Linked DNA regions of Homo sapiens: region 1 is linked to region 2. The links are chromatin loops, found by intact Hi-C in ENCODE. Cell type or tissue: heart left ventricle. All regions are shown on one strand. Each heading gives the region's core, and the rest is flanking DNA. Links, peaks and the distances in the headings are about the cores only. Region 1 overlaps ZBTB7C (zinc finger and BTB domain containing 7C). Region 2 overlaps ZBTB7C (zinc finger and BTB domain containing 7C).

Region 1 (2,918 bases), core at 215-2,714, 55 kb before region 2:
AAAGCACTTTATAGGCACTCACTTATTCCTGGCAACAGTTCTTTGCAGAGGACAACTATTGTGAATCCTATTTTATTGATAAGGCAGCTGAGGCAGTAATAGTGTAATACTTAGAATTTGGGGGATGCAAATGAGAATCAACCCATGTCAACTGGCTCAAGCAAAATAGAATGTGTATTGGCTACTTAATGCAATGATCAGTGGATAGGGTCAGACTCAGGTGCCACTGCCTCCGCTCAGCAAACTCAGGACTCAGGTTTCTTTGTCTCCTGGCTTTGCTCTCCACATTGATTGGCTTCATTTACCTGTTTACAAAGTGGCAAGATGGCAGCAACAGGAATAGCCTCATGGCCTCTCCAATTTCAGTGCCGCAGGAAAAAGAGAACATCTCTTGCTGGTTGTGTAAGGTCAAACCTTAGGATTAGCTGTGCTTGAGCCTGATTGGCTGTCCTATGTCACATGTCCATCCCTGAGCCAATCCCTGTAATCAGAGAATGGAACTCATTGGTTGGTTTATGCCCGATCACAGGCTTCATCCCAGGAACCAGATATGAAATCCTTCCCATACCACAGGGACCCGGATGGGAGCGGAGAATCCACAGAAGGAAATTAGGCGGGTAGAATGGATTCGAGGAAGCCAAAGCACAATAACATTCAGTAGAGAGGGTGCACTGGTGACAAAGCCAGTCCTGGAAACCGAGACCATCTGAGTCACTTGGCTGTTTCCCCAAGCCACACAGGGAACTGGGAGGCAGAGGAAGAACAAGCATCCTAGCTCTAGCCACGGCCAACTTTTGGCTTTGTTTAGTATCCCTTCTAGAGCATCCTAAACAACAGCACTGAGAAAGGCCTCTGAGACCCAGAGTCAGCCGGGTAAAATGTGATTAGGAAGACACCAAGAATGCTGGATCCATCCCCATACAGTGACCTGGTCCATAGAAGCTGCTGGCGTCTCCCTCACACCTGGAGTGCATCCTGTACATCTCTGCCTGGGGAAATCCACTCATTGTTCAAGTCCATGTTCAAAAGGCCCCGTCAGAGTGAATCACTCCCTCTCATGTTCTCCTTATTGTACTCTTTTGAACTCTCACCCATCACAAATGTTAGGCTAGCCAATAGTTTGTGGGGGTTTTGTTTCTTTGTTTTTGCCAATAGATTTTTAGTTTGTCTGCTAACTTGGCTCAATTGGTAGTGACTGCCAGGTGATGGATTCTGAGTCTTAGCAGAAAGACTGCTGTCATTGATTAGTGATGCCTGCTGAGAGAGGCTGGGTGGTAACACAGGTATTGTATTAGTGAAGATGCTTTTGTAAGTAAAAAAAAAAAAAAGATGCTTGTAAGTAAAGACAGCCAACTCAAGGTAGCTTAAGCTGAAAATACCATTTATTATGAGGATACAAAGGTTTGTTACAGGTCTTAAAAGCAGAAAATGTGCTACAGCCAGACCTTGTGAGAGACTGGAGCCGGGAAAGCTATGGGCAACCAACTAGGTCCTCAGTGGTTGTCTATCCACGCTGGGCGCCGTAGCTCGCGCCTGTAATCCCAGCACTTTGGGAGGCCAAGGCGGGTAGATTACCTGAGGTCAGGAATCAGAGACCAGCCTGGCCAACGTGGTGAAACCCCGTGTCTACTAAAAATACAAAAATTAGCTGGGCATGGTGGCACACGCCTGTAGTCCCAGCTACTCAGGAGGCTGGAGCAGGAGAATGCCTTGAACCCAGGAGGCAGAGGTTGCAGTGAACCGAGATCGCGCCACCGCACTCCAGCCTGGGCGACAGAGCAAGACTCTGTCTCAATAATAATAATAATAATAATAATAATAATAACAACAACAATAATAAAAGTTGTCTTTCCTGCTGGGACCATATGCTCTCTCATCTTGACTTCTCTCTATACAACTGATTACCCACTTCCTATCTACAGACAAGCTCTCTTTGATTTTCCTTGCACAGGGTGGAAGATGGTCACGCAAGATCCATATTCATATGACCATCAGTCACATGTAGAGAAGGTCTCAGCTAGCCTAGCTTAAGTCAGTTACCTACCGCTGATCCAATCAACTATGTTCAGTGAGTGGGATTCCTTTATAACTAGGGGAACCCTATGTGAGAAGAGAGGAAACAGTTTTCAGGAAAAGAAGATCATCAAGGGCTGGACAGACCCTCTAAAAGGAAGCTCCTTTCTAATTATTCCATGTATCTGCGACCATACCTTGATAGTAGTAGCAGTGGCCATAGGAATAATAGCAGTAGCAATAGTGGTGATGATGGTGCCAGGAGCAAAGACAGATAAATTGAAAAAACTCAGACTTCCCTTTCGGGACTTGCAATCTAGGAGGGGAAAATGACTTAGACCCAACACAAACTTTGATAACTGTTGAAAAAGAAGTTCCTGGTAGGGACAGGATCATTGAGTCAAATCAGCCCACCACACTCCTTTGCTCTCTCTTCACCATTTCTTTCAGATTCCACACAAGATGGGACAATGCTTATTCATAAGCTTCATGATCACGTGGAGATTCAGACTTATGACCGAAAGTGAGAGCATCTTTTCACCTGTCCCCTCCCCCTGTGACTCCCACCCCTCCACAGCAGTGGAGTAGTTGCCCCAGCAACAGCTTGGAGCAGAGCACATTAGTTCGATATCCAGCCGGCCCTCTGCCCTCTCTCTTTGCCATCTCCCTGTCAAACGTTGTCACATCCTGGTAATTATTTTAAAAGAAAAGAAAAACTATAAGGATAAAGTCATACTGGAGCACAGGAAGCAATCAGTGGCCACCCTGATGTCATCAGGATGCCCATTTCCTTTCCCGCTAAGTGCCCTGCCCAGAAAGCGCATTAAGAATCATAGAATGGTGCCCTGAGCATTTCAGAGCTTTCATAAAAAGTCACAGCTCAGCTTGTGACCGTCTTGAAGGGA
Region 2 (2,918 bases), core at 219-2,718:
GAGGGATCTGGGTGGGTATGGTCCATCTGAGCCCCCAGAGAAATGCAGAAGTGGAATGGTTTGTCAATAGACAAGAACCATGTTCAACGGGGCCACTCAGAACAGAACCTGGCCCCTCAGACCAAGGGCACCTTGGTGGGGCTGCCTACTTTGTGCCACTGTTCCCACAGCCTGGTACACTGTTCTCCACATCCTCCCATGCTGGATCCTTCTCCTCTTCTAGGTCTCTGCTCAAATGATGCTTCCTCAAGGAAGCCTCCCCTGTTCACCCTGGGTAAAGCGCCCCCCTCCTCTCCTCCCTTACAGCTCTGTGGTAGATAGCTGGATGAGAGATGGAGAGAAGCGAGGAGATTGATTAGTGGCTTTAGGTTGTTTCCCGTCATTTGCTTCTCTTAGACTTTTTCTTTTGAGATACTTATCGTTTCAGCTACAGTTGTAAGAGATGATACAGAGACATCTCATGTACCCTTTACGCATTTTCTCCAGTGGTAACATCTTGCAAAACCATAGTACAATATCAACCAGGATATGAACACTGGTATAATCAATATGCAGAACATTTCCATCACAAGTATCCCTCCTGTTGCCCTTTTATAGCCACACCCACTTCCCTCCCACCACCACCACCTCCTTAGTCCCTGGCAACCCTCATCTCTTCTCCATTTCTATAACTTTATCATCTCAAGAATGTTATATAAATGGAATCATGCAATATCTAACCCATTGGGATTGGCTTTTTTCACTCAGCGTAACTCCCTGGAGATTCATCAAGGCTGTTGCACATATTGAGAATTCACTCCTTTTTATTGCTGAATAGTATTCCCTGGCATGGATGTACCACAATGTTTAGCCATACACCTTTGAAGGATGTCTAGGTTATTTCCAGTTACTCACTATCGTGCACAAAGTGACCATGAACATTTGTGTATGAGTTTTTCATGGACATAAGATTTCATTTCTCTGGGGTAGATGCTCAAGAATTCAATTGCTGGGTCATATGGCGGTTGCATATTTTGTTTTTTAAGATCTGCCAAATCATTTTCTAGAATAGCTGTACCATTCTACATTCCTACCAGCAATATACGAGTGATCCTTTTCTCCACATCCTCACCAGCATTCGGTGTTATCAGTATTTTTTTATTATTTTAGCCACTATCCTATGTATGTAGTGATGTCTTATGATAGTTTTAATTTGAATTTCCCTAATGGCTCATGATATTGAACATCTTTTCAGATTAGATGGCTTATCTGCCATCTGTATACTCTGTTTGGTGAATCTTGCTGTACATTTTTATTGCAGTTGTTATGTCCCTCTAAGCTCTGTTAGAGCAGAGGCCTTCTTGATTTGTTCTCTGTGCATCCCCAGAGTACAGTACAGAGCCTGGCACAGGGAGACTACCCAATAATATTTAGAGAATGAATGCATGGACTGCCAGGGTCTCTGGCCCTTTTAAAGATGAGAAGGTGGGAAAGCAGTGAGGCCTTAGCTCTGGGAAGCCTCCTGAACACCTGGCCAGTGGGATTGCTTAGGGAACGCCTGGGCTGCCCCATGGTGGAGGAGAAGGTGAGGGCAGCGGAGGGGCACCCAGCATCCTCCATGCCTGCTGCCTTCCCAGTGCCCACTCACACTTTATGAGCGTATACTTCTCACTCCTCCCCTCCCCCTGCCTCTGCCTTCCCAGGACAGAAACATCCAGAAGATAAATGTGTAAGGATCTCCAGAACTCTTCCCACTGGGGCGTGGGGCTTTAGGATTTGTTTTCCTTTTTGTTTTCTCCCCACTTTATTTGTACCAAGATAAGGGCCAGGGCTTTGCTAGGATTTATCTAGATGAGCCATGTTGAAGCTTTGCTGTAAGTAGAAGAGCCCTATGAAGCTTGTCCAACCCACCTTATTTTATTGTTGTTGTTGTTCTGATTTGTTGTTTGTTTTGTTTTAGGCTTTTAGCAGCCTGAAGCCATGGTGTTTGTTTAGTTTCTGTCTCTAGTGATAAGTGGAAAAGAGGGATGAGGAAGGGGCTTTACTGGCCCAACCAGAAACTAACAAACAACCCATGACTATATTCTCTCCTTGGACGCCCCTACCTGCCCTGGCAGATGCCACATTTTGTCCCAGTTGACTGTGTTCACCTGGGCTGTGAGCTGTGCTTCCTGAAAGGAAGGGATGCCAGTTGTCCCCTGTCGTGCCCTGCTTTCTTCTGGTGGCTGCCACTGGCCATACTTTATGTATAACATATACAATGATAAGGTGTCTCAGAAGACGCTTCTCACCACAGGGGTTGATATTTTCATGAGGCTGACAGAATTTAGACATGAAAAATTAACTAACAATGTACTTGAATTTATATTTATATTGCATTATATTTATATTGAATATTGCATTTATATTTGTATTGAATTTAAATATTTATAGGTGAAATCACTCTCAGATATACACATATAGGAAGTTAGTGTTTTTTTTTTAAAAAAAGGATCAAGATTTACAAATGGAAGGAAACTTCAACTGCAATGAACGAGTAAGGTCAGGAAGCAAAACATACCACAAGGCCCCCATTTACTTGCTGAAAATGGGCCACGAAATTTGTTTTAAGCTTCCTAGTAGCCAGTGCAAAGTGTAAGTCTGTTACAGAATCAGAGGATTTGTGAGACAAATCAGAGCATCTTCTCAGCAGAAGCACTGAGAGGTCCTTGCCCCACAGAGGTGGGTCCTGTTCCTGCAGCCAAGGCAACAGCTAGGTTCATGAGGCTTTTCATCCTGCAGTTGTATTCTGCAACTGCATGTTGGCAAAGTGGAAATCAGTAACACCAAGCCTGAGAGAAGGCTTGCAGCCTTTGGTGAGTAGCTGACACCAGCTGCCCAGTGAGAAGCCTATCCCTAAGAGTCTTAGGGGTCCAGAGAAAAGCCCCAGCTTGTAAGCC

The links. Peaks named below come from ENCODE experiments on the same cell type or tissue, not always from the same donor. Only the 100,000 strongest peaks of a DNase experiment are listed, where the experiment ranks them.
Region 1: a loop joins it to region 2, with 2.1 times the contacts of the local background. A loop is called at or near these places in 8 of 110 quality-filtered maps.

Annotation. Positions count from the first base shown.
Region 1 is chr18:48,096,290-48,099,207 of GRCh38, reverse strand. All of the region lies in intron 3 of ZBTB7C (zinc finger and BTB domain containing 7C), which reads left to right. Among named protein-coding and RNA genes, the nearest start is that of ZBTB7C-AS1, 65 kb to the left of the region's middle. In heart left ventricle, for the core only: no CTCF peak of the experiment used is centred there; no DNase peak of the experiment used is centred there; H3K27ac peaks cover 230 bases.
Region 2 is chr18:48,041,291-48,044,208 of GRCh38, reverse strand. All of the region lies in intron 3 of ZBTB7C (zinc finger and BTB domain containing 7C), which reads left to right. Among named protein-coding and RNA genes, the nearest start is that of SMAD2, 110 kb to the right of the region's middle. In heart left ventricle, for the core only: no CTCF peak of the experiment used is centred there; no DNase peak of the experiment used is centred there.